2 separate regions of the Homo sapiens genome follow, and region 2 is linked to region 1. The links are chromatin loops, found by intact Hi-C in ENCODE. Cell type or tissue: PC-3. All regions are shown on one strand.

The links. Hi-C counts contacts between places; a loop is a spot of excess contacts. Peaks named below come from ENCODE experiments on the same cell type or tissue, not always from the same donor. Only the 100,000 strongest peaks of a DNase experiment are listed, where the experiment ranks them.
Region 2: it touches region 1 in a loop (15-fold over the local background); 2 of 110 quality-filtered maps call a loop at or near these places.

Annotation. Positions count from the first base shown.
Region 1 is chr17:5,882,255-5,887,254 of GRCh38, forward strand. The region is part of intron 2 of LOC339166 (a long non-coding RNA gene); the gene reads left to right. Among named protein-coding and RNA genes, the nearest start is that of WSCD1, 190 kb to the right of the region's middle. In PC-3, no CTCF peak of the experiment used is centred here; a DNase peak (open chromatin) is centred at 2,097; H3K27ac peaks cover 3,142 bases.
Region 2 is chr17:5,777,771-5,782,770 of GRCh38, forward strand. The region is part of intron 1 of LOC339166 (a long non-coding RNA gene); the gene reads left to right. Among named protein-coding and RNA genes, the nearest start is that of NLRP1, 200 kb to the left of the region's middle. In PC-3, a CTCF peak has its summit at 2,933; a DNase peak (open chromatin) is centred at 2,891; H3K27ac peaks cover 976 bases.

The sequences.
Region 1 (5,000 bases):
CTTCTGTAAAATGTGGAGAGAACTTACTTAATACCTGCTCTTATCATGTTCACCAATGGCCTTTGTGTTAGTTTCTTAGGGCTGCTGAAACAAATTACCATGAATTTGGTGATTTCACAGAAATTTATTCTCTCATAGTTCCCGAGGCCAGAAGTCTGAAACAGTATCACTGGGCCAAAATCAAAGTGTTGGCAGGCTGCCCTCCCACCAGAAGCTCTAGTGGAGAATCCATTCCTTGCCTCTTCTAGCTTTTGGTGGCTGCCGGCACTCCCTGGCTTGTATCCTTCCAGCCTTCCTCCGTGGCCACACAGCCTTCTCCTTGGTGTTCATTGAATCTCCCTCTGCCCCCGTCTTATAAGGACACTTGTCACTGGATTTAGGACCCAACCAGATAACCCAGGATCCTTCTCAAAGTCATTAATCGAATCACGTTTGCAAAACCTCCTTTTCCAAATCAGGTAACATTTACAGGTTCCAAAAAGTAGAATGTATATCTTTGGGGGCCATTTTAACCTGCTGTATCGTCTATATTGTTATGTCTCTAAACATTTCCTGCCTCAGGACTCGGTCCTTGGGCCTCTTATCTTTGTTACTTCCTCCCTTAGGGACCTCACTGGGTGGCAAGGACCTTTCCCTTTCTGGTAATGATCCTCACTCAGTCACATGACTTTAAATCATCTTGCATGCTGGCGACTCCAGCCCAGTTCTCTGAACTCCATGTGTCCCCCTGACATCTTCACTGACCATCCAATAGGCAACTTGAATGTAGGACATCCAAGCCTGAGCCCCAGATGTTCTCCCCTATCCTGTTCTTCCTGCTGCCTTCCCTACCTTGAAGGATGGAAGTCTGTCCTTGCAGTGGCTCACAGGAAAGCCTGAGCACCAGCTTCCACCCCTGTTTCTCGCCCTACACCCCAACTCATCAGCAAGTCCTGTGGCTGATAGATCCAGATTCTGACCAATTTCCATCACCCCACTGCCACCACCCCACTCTGAACCAGGATGACCTCTTTCCTGGATGAGTGAAGAGTCTCTAAATGGACTTTCTGCATCCGTCCAGGTCATTCTTTGGTTTCTTCCCAACACAGCAGATGGAGTGAGCCTCAGGTTAAAATCTAAGTAAAATCCCATCACTCCTCACTGGCCCTCCCCTCCCCTCCCCTCCCCTGCCTTCCCTTCCCTTCCCTTCCCTTCCCTTCCTCTCCCTTCCCATCCTCCCCTCCCCTCCCGTCCCCTCCCCGCCTTCCCTTCCCTTTTTTTGAGATGGAGTTTTGCTCTTGTTGCCCAGGCTGGAGTGTAATGGGGCGATCTCAGCTCACTGCAACCTCCACCTCCCGAGTTCAAGGGATTCTCCTGCCTCAGCCTCCCGAGTAGCTGGGATTACAGGCACGCACCACCGTGCCTGGCTAATTTTTTGTATTTTTAGTAGAGATGGGGTTTCACCATGTTGGCCAGGCTGGTCTCGAACTCCTGACCTCAGGTGATCCACCCACCTCAGCCTTCCAAAGTGCTGGGATTACAGAGGTGAGCCACCACGCCCGGCCCCTCCTCCTTGGTTTCTTAACCTTATTCAGAATAGAAGCCAAAGTTCTTGTGATAACTTCAAAGAACCCCCCCTCCCCCAACCCGCCTCCATCTCCTCCTGCTTCTGCCTCTGGCACTTCTCTCCAGGCATCCTGCCTCCTTGCTCCTCTGTCATCATGCCTGACACAAGCCTGCCTCAGGGCTTTTGCCCTTGCTGTTCCTTCTGCCTAGAACTCTCTGCCCTCACCCCCTCACTCTTCTTTAGGCATTGCTCAAATGTCACCCTCGCAGAGAGGTCTTTCCTCTCTATCATATTTCAGAGGGCTATGCCCGCCCCTGTATCCTCCAACCCACACTTAACACCACTTTACATGTTACTCATTCATTTTGTTTTTCGTCTGCCTGCTGTGACTAGAATATAAGCTCCAGTAGGGAAGAGCCTTTGTCTCCTTTGTTTACTGCTCACCCCTCCCCATGTGTTTTGCAGTGTTCAGTTGTGACTTTGAATATTGCTTTCCTTCTCCATTTAACGTCATGTCCAAATGTTCACGTTTCTTCATAGTCTTTATAACCATGCTTCGTAAAGGATGTGGGCTCTTAATAAATATTTATTGAATGAGCGAGTGAATGAATGAATCAGGGTTCTGAGATGATGAAACAAGATGTGCATGTGAAGTTCGTGGCTCAGCATCTAGCACAGAGCAAGCATTCAAGAGGGGTTAGTTATCACCATCACCATCAATGTTATTAAGATTCCATTAAGTCTTTGGGCAAACATAATCTGAAAATTCTTTGCACGCACCTGCAACCCCACCCCACCCCGCCCAAGGCTTCTTCTCAGCCTTGTTCTGCTAGTTGCCTTTTTTTTTTTTTTTTTTTTTTTTTTTTTGAGATGCAGTCTCGCTCTGTCACCCAGGCTGGAGTGCAGTGGCGTGATCTTGGCTTACTGCAACTTCCGCTTCCCAGGTTCAAGTGATTCTCCTGCCTCAGCCTCCTGAGTAGCTGGGAACACAGGTGCCCGCCACCACACCCGGCTAATTTTTATATTTTTATTAGAGACGGGGTTTCACCATGTTGGCCAGGCTGGTCTTGAACTCCTGACCTCATGATCCACCCCCTTTGGCCTCCCAAAGTGCTGGGATTACAGGTGTGAGCCACCATGCCTGGCCTGGTAGCTGCCTATTCTTGTGCGGCTGAGTTTCAGGCCCCAGCATGGGAATTTGCATTTCCCATGTGTGTTTCTCCTTGCTGGGAGCAGCCTTTCATCTCACCTCTTGAAGCCCTTTGGAATCTGGATTCTGTTTCACTTCTTTGTGTTTCAGAACACACAAAGCTCTGCAAAAATCTTTCCTAGCTTCCTAGCCGGCTTCCTCATTTGATCTCTATAACACTCTTCATTTTGCAAAAGAAGAAACTGAAGCTGAAGGAAGTTAACTTAATCTCCTCATTCATCCTTTTATTTAAGAAGTAACTATTGAGTGCTGCGCTAGGTGGTAAGGACGCCAGGGAATGGGTCCAGCAGTACTGCGGGACAGTATGTCCTGCAAGGATTGACCTCAGGCGGGTGGGTGTTTCTCCAGCATGAGCTTTTGCTCTCTTATCCCAGCCACTGGCCCGTCCATCCTGGGAGGTCCTTCAGGGAGACATGGGACTGTGCCCTCAGAGTCATGGGCCCGCTTGGTGCCAAAGGGTTCCCTCTGCATCTTCACTTGCTGGACAGTGGCAGAGAAAAGATGCTTGTCCTGTATCCTTTGGGTGGGCTCCATGAGGGACCAATACTCCACTGGACTGTAAGCTCCACAGAGGCAGGGACCTTTCTGTCTTGTGCAAACTGCCTGATCCCTCCCTGCATGGCCCAGTGTATGCTCTGGAGTGGGTGCTCAGTAAGTATTTCTTGGTTCAATCATGAGATGCCTATCATAGAAGAGAAAGCTCCCAAACAATGTTGAGAACCGGGGAACATTATGATGGGGGGCCCACGGCTTGAACAGAGCCACTGCATACCTCCAGCTCCTTAGCCTCTGGGTGCTGTTTCCTCTGCAATGTGAACTGCAAGGCCCACACTGCTTTGCCCTTCCTGCCCGGCTTCCAAGCTCTTGGGCATTCTCAAGGCAACGTTAAAGTAAGCTGCGTACATACTAAGGCTAAGGCACCTAGATCTCCAGGAAAGAGGCCTCTTGACAGAGGGGGTTCGGATGGCATAAGATGGTTGTTCTAGTTACAAAGCCCAGGCTGGGAAAATTTTAAGACGAGACTCTAGACTCAGCATGGCCTCCAACTCACTCTGTAACTGTGGGTCTAGTCTCCCATCTATAGAATAAATGGGGACAGATGTGATGGCTCACACTTGTAATCTCAGTACTTTGGGAAGCCAAGGCAGAAGGATCCCTTGAGTCCAGGAGTTTGAAGCTGCAGTGAGCTATGATCACGCCACTGCACTCCAGCCTGGGTGACAGAGCAAGATCTTGTTTCTCTTAAAAAAAAAAAATTAATTAATTAAAAAAAACAATAAAGGGATTATTTAGGGCTTAGGCTTACTAAAGCTCTGATCCCTATAGCTATATGGATCAGCCAGTCTCTTGAAACAACTGATTTCTGTCACTCCCAGATGGCTGGAGAACAGGTCTTCTCTATGGCAAGCTACAGACATATCAGACCAGTTTTGCTGTGGGCCAGGAAACTGCAGCCTCCCTAGAAGCTATTTTTTCCTGCCGCTAGAAAGCCAGGATGGTGATGGCCCCTCAGACTGGACCCCAGGGAAGGTTGTCCTTCCATAACCATTGCATAATTCCATAATTCCACACTTGTTCAAGGTGGCTTTTTTTTTTTTTTTTTTTTTTTGATAGTGTTTTGCTCTTGTTGCCCAGGCTGGAGTGTAATGGTGCGATCTCAGCTCACTGCAACCTCCGCCTCCCGGGTTCAAGCGACTCTTCTGCCTCAGCCTCCCAAGTAGCTGGGATTACAGGCATGTTCTACCACGTCTGGCTAATTTTGTATTTTAGTAAAGATGGGATTTCTCCATGTTGGTCAGGTTGGTCTCGAACTCCCGACCTCAGGTGATCTGCTTGCCTCGGCCTCCCAAAATGCTGGGATTGCAGGCATGAGCCACCACGTCCGGCTAATTTTGTATTTTTAGTAGAGACGGGATTTCTCCATGTTGGTCAGGCTGGTCTCAAACTCCCCACCTCAGGTGATCTGCCGGTCTCGGCCTTCCAAAGTGCTGGGATTACAGGCGTGAGCCACCGTACCTGGCAAGGTGGCTCTTGTTAAAATAGTTTTCCCTCCTTGTGTCAATTCCTTGAACTTAAAAAAAGTTTTGTTTTGAAATAATTATAGATTCACAGGAAGTTGCAAAGAAATGCACCATGCACCCTTCACTTCTTCTTCCCCAATGTTAGCATCTTGCATGATGTTCGCATGATATCAACACCATGAAGATATGTGTGACGATTTTCTCATCTTTTAGAGCAGAAGTA
Region 2 (5,000 bases), 100 kb before region 1:
TAGGGATGGAGGGTGATGACAGAAGATTTGTAACCCTTTAACTGTGATGCAAAACAGAATAGTGAAAGAAATCCCCCTTCTGGGTGTATATCCAAGAGGAGCAAAAGCAGGGGCTTGGACAGAGATTTGCACACCCATGTTCATAGTAGCGTTATTCACAAGAGCCAAAAGGTGGAAGCTTAAACATGATAAAGTTGCTAAATTATATATGTATGTTTTTACCTCAAATGCTTTAAAAAAAAAGTGAAAACAATCCAAAGTGTCTATTAATGGGTAAACAAAAGGTGGTATTCAGGCTTCAAAAGAAGTGAGATCCTGACACATGCTACACCATGGATGAACCTTGAAGACATTATATGCTGAGTGAAATAAGCCAGATACCAAAAGACTGTATGATTCCACTCATACGTGGTTCCTAGAGTGGCCAAAATCAGGGACAGAAAGTAGAATGGTGATGGCTGGGGTGGGGGAAGCGGGGCAAGGGGGAGTTGGTTAATGGGTACAGAGTTTCAATTTTGCAAAATGAAAAGAGTTCTGGAGGTGGTGGTGATGGCTGCACAGTGTGAATGTGTGAATGCCACTGAGCCGTACACTTAAAAATGGTCAAGATGGTAAATTTGATGTTGTGTATATTTTTCTGCCCAAAAAAAAAAAAAGATCCTTAGAAGTGCAATAGAAAAAAAATGTGGGAAGTGGCTGGTTACATTTCCAGGCCACGTGCCATGTGCAGAGCGGGACTGGGAAAGTTTCGGGGACATCAGGAGGGAGACCCTGGACAAAGGAGGGGAGTGCACAGAGCAGGTTCATTCTCCAAAGCCAAGGTCAAGGTCACACTCCTCTCCACAGACCCAACTGTGAGTCCTGAGATGCCCCAGACAATTAAATAAGGCTTGAATCAAAATGATATTTTACTTTGAAAAAAGAAAAAGCAAGAATCACAGGTGTTTTCTTTCCACCCTTTGGATATATGGCATCTGACTGTGAATGGTATGTAACCACTTTTTAAGGGAAAAATAGGCATGTATGTTTACTAGTGAATCAAGCAAAATAAAAATCAACTGGCCACATTGGCCCTGACCTTTTACTTACCACCTTCTTCCCGTAGGAATTCTTGCTCTTGGAGTGTGTGCCGTCCGAGAGTCTCCACACTGAAATGTTCTTTAATCCAGGGCCTCTTTGACATTGTTCTGCACAGGTTCTACTATGGGAATGCAGGAGGTTCATCTTTAGGATCTGTTTGCCTTCATCAACATGACTTATAACCCTCGTGCTTCCTCCACAGATGGCACAGCCACCTTTTGCTGTTTCTTAATCCAGAGCTTTCATTTAAAGATGATAAAAGAAAACATCTGCCGGGCACGGTGGCTCACACCTGTAATCTCAGCACTTTGGGAGGCCAAGGTGGGTGGATCACCTGAGGTCAGGAGTTCGAGGCCAGCCTGGCCAACATGGTGAAACCCCAGCTCTACTAAAAATACAAAAGATTAGCTGGGCGTGGTGGCAGGTGCCTGTAATCCCAGCTACTTGGGAGGCCGAGGCAGGGGAATTGCTTGAACCTGGGAGGCGGAGGTTATAGTGAGCCGAGTTCATGCCGTTGCACTCCAGCCTGGGCAACAAGGGTGAGACTCTATCACAAAAAAAAAAAAAAAAAAAAAACTTGGGCAGTAAAAGAGCTCATGAAGCACCATGGCCAGCCCCCCAGAGAGGGGAACACTGCTTTGGGAAACATTTTCTAGTGATGCTGCAAATAGCATGTGCCCTGTGACTGGCCTTCCCGTGGTGCTGTGAGTCTGTGCCTGCTCAGGCCTCCAGCATGGTGACAGGCAGTTGAAACCACCACTTTGTTTCCAAAAGCATAAAAGGATTATGCATAAACTGAGAGGTGGGTGGATAAGCAGAGACACAGAAACTCCAGAGTGTGAATGGTCTGGTTGGGGTTGAGGATGAACGTGGGGAGGTGAGGAGTAAAGAGGGACAGGGACCCACCTACTGTGTGCTGAAACCCCAGTAGGCACTTTCTAAAGTCTGTTCACTTCTCACCACAGTCTTGTGAGTTAGGAGTTTATGACAATAAAATAGTTGAGGGCCGGTTGCAGTGGCTCATGCCTGTAATCCCAGCACTTTGGGAGGCCAAGGTGGGTGGATCACCTGAGGTCAGGAGTTCGAGAGCAGCCTGGCCAATATGGTGAAACCCAGTTTCTACTAAAAAAAAAAAAAAAAATTAGCCAGGCATGGTGGCGGGTGCCTGTAATCCCAGCCACTCTGGAGGCTGAGGTGGGAGAATTGCTTGAACCTGGGAGGCGGAGGTTGCAGTGAGCCGAGATTGCATCATGGCACTCCAGCCTGGGCGACAGAGTGAGACTGTGTCTGAACAAACACACAAAAAATAGTTGAGGAAAGTGAGGCCCAAAGTGTAAACAACTAATTAGTTGGGGATGAGGATCTGAAATGTCTGGATGGCCCCATAGTCAACTGGTTCTCACTCCCATCACATTGACACAGCTTCTGCTTTGAACTTTAACCTGTGAGCCACAGGCAACCACCAAAGGGTTCTAAATAGGGGAGTGATGGGTTCAGAACTAAGTTTTAGCAAAAGCCCTCTGGCAGAAAGGTGGATGATGGATGGGAGGGAGTACTGGGGCTAGGGGGCAGAGACCAGTTCTGAGATTTACTGTAGACTCAGTAAAAGCATTGGAAGTAGGGCAGGAAATGGAGGTGGGGTGGGGAAGATGTGTTAACCATAATCGTATATTGTATAACTTGGTTCTTAAAAAACATATTGGGAGGTAAGAATTTTCCTTGCTGTTTTATAAATAAGGACACCAAAGTCATATGACCGGAAGGCTCCCAGCCTGGATCTGAACTTGAGTGCCTATGACTCAAAGGCTCCTGTAATTTCCTCTAAGCCACCTCATGAGCGCTCCCGCGTGGGCGGTGTCAGATTGGATCCAGACGTGAGGAGAAAGGCAAGGTAGAGTGGCTTTAGAGATATAGAAGTAAGCCGCGGTGGTGGAGTTCTTACCTGGAGAAAGAGAAATCAGGAGGGCGTGGGTTTGGACGCAGCAGGGTATCCAGTGGAAACACTAAGCCAGCAGCTGGAAGTGGAAGTTAGAGGCCTGAAGTCTGGAGATCGCAGATGGGCTGTGGGTTTGAGAGTCTGAAGGGTAGACCTGCTGTCTGAAGGAATGGGAGTGAAGAGGAGAGAGGAGATGTGAGAGAGAAAAAGGAGAGACGGGGAGGAAAGAAGAAAGAGAAGAGAGATGCTGATAGGGCCTCAGGGATGCTGGTGCCCAGGGGGTGGTGAAAGGGAGGAGGGGAGAGAGATACAAAGGAGACTGAGGGTGGGGTGAGGCATAGGGAAGTCAAACCAGGGAAGAGTGTGAAGAGGGAGGTGACCGCCAGTCAAATGCTGCAGAGAGGGGAAGAGGATAAGGCAGAGTGGGTGCCTGGGAATTGAGCCTCGGTGGTTGGGGGTCAGGGGTGGGGTTGGAAAGCTAGTGAGGAAGGTGGACCACAGTACTGTGTAGATGCCTGGACGGGGGCTGCCTGGGATCCTCCTCTGAGGGTCTTGCCTGGGGACTCAAACCAGGATTCTATAGACAACGTCTTCACGTGGCAAGTTATTTTTGCTGTGAACCCACGTGGTCGCGCCTGGTAATTATAGGGTAAAAGGAATTAAGCAAGACATAATTTCTCCCCATCAAACCTGACTGTTTTACGTCTCCACCTCGCACCGGCAGGCAGGCTTTCTCCCTTCACAGGTGCCACTTTGATTTCAGTCACGTTGGAAAGGAATTTGAAACATCTTCAAAGTGATTAAAGAGAGGAAGTCATTGCAAATGTGGGCTAAATGTAATAATCACATAAACTGTTTATGGCCATGGAGCTTTCAGGAGGGAAGGCCTTGTGGTAGCTGACAGTCGGGGTGGGGCTGGGGCTGGTGAGAACAGTGGTGGCAGAGGTGGCGACGGCACTGCAGGTACAGGTGGAGGATGGCTCAGGTGCAGGTGGAGGATGGCTCAGGTGCAGATGCAGGTGCAGGTGGAGGATGGCTCAGGTGCAGATGCAGGTGCAGGTGGAGGATGGCTCAGGTGCAGATGCAGGTACAGGTGGAGGATGGCTCAGGTGCAGGTGGAGGATGGCTCAGGTGCAGATGCAGGTGCAGGTGGAGGATGGCTCAGGTGCAGATGCAGGTACAGGTGGAGGATGGCTCAGGTGCAGGTGGAGGATGGCTCAGGTGCAGTGCAGGTGCAGGCACAGATGCAAGTGGGGATGGATCTAATTGTAATATTAATTATTATTATTACAGCTACTGTTTTTTGAGCATTACTACTCCCTTAGTGCTGTCTCCTTTAACCTTCATTAGAGCCTCATGAAGTGAGCATGATGGTCCTTATAATAAGGGGAGCAAGGTCCAGAGAAGTTCAGTCATTTGTTGAAGACACACACCTAGGAAGGGGCAGGGTTTGGATGTGGAGATAGTCCCATCCCAATTCAAAACCACTCAGCCTCAGCTTCACTGTGTGGGGTCCATGGTCCACGTCTGCTCCCTATGGCATCCCAAGGGGACTCTTTCATGTTCAGGGAATTTGACCTTTGAGTCTAGACCTGGGACTGAGTGGGTGAAACCCTGGCTAATAATTCACCAAAGACTCCAAGACATAAGGGTACTCCTGTGACTCCCTCCCTCCATGCAGGCAAGGTCTTGCTCTGTTGCCAGGCTGGAGTGCAGTGGTGCAATCTCGGCTCACTACAACCTCCACCTCCTGGGTTCAAGCAATCCTCCTGCCTCAGTCCCCCGAGTAGCTGGGATTACAGGCGTGCACCACCATGCCCAGCTAATTTTTGTATTTTTAGTAGAGATGGGGTTTCACCATGTTGACCAGGCTGGTCTTGAACTCCTGACCTCAGGTGATCTGCCTGCCTCAGCCTCCCAAAATGCTGAGATTACAGGCGTGAGCCACTGTGCCTGGCCTCAGATGCCTTTATAAAGCAACTTT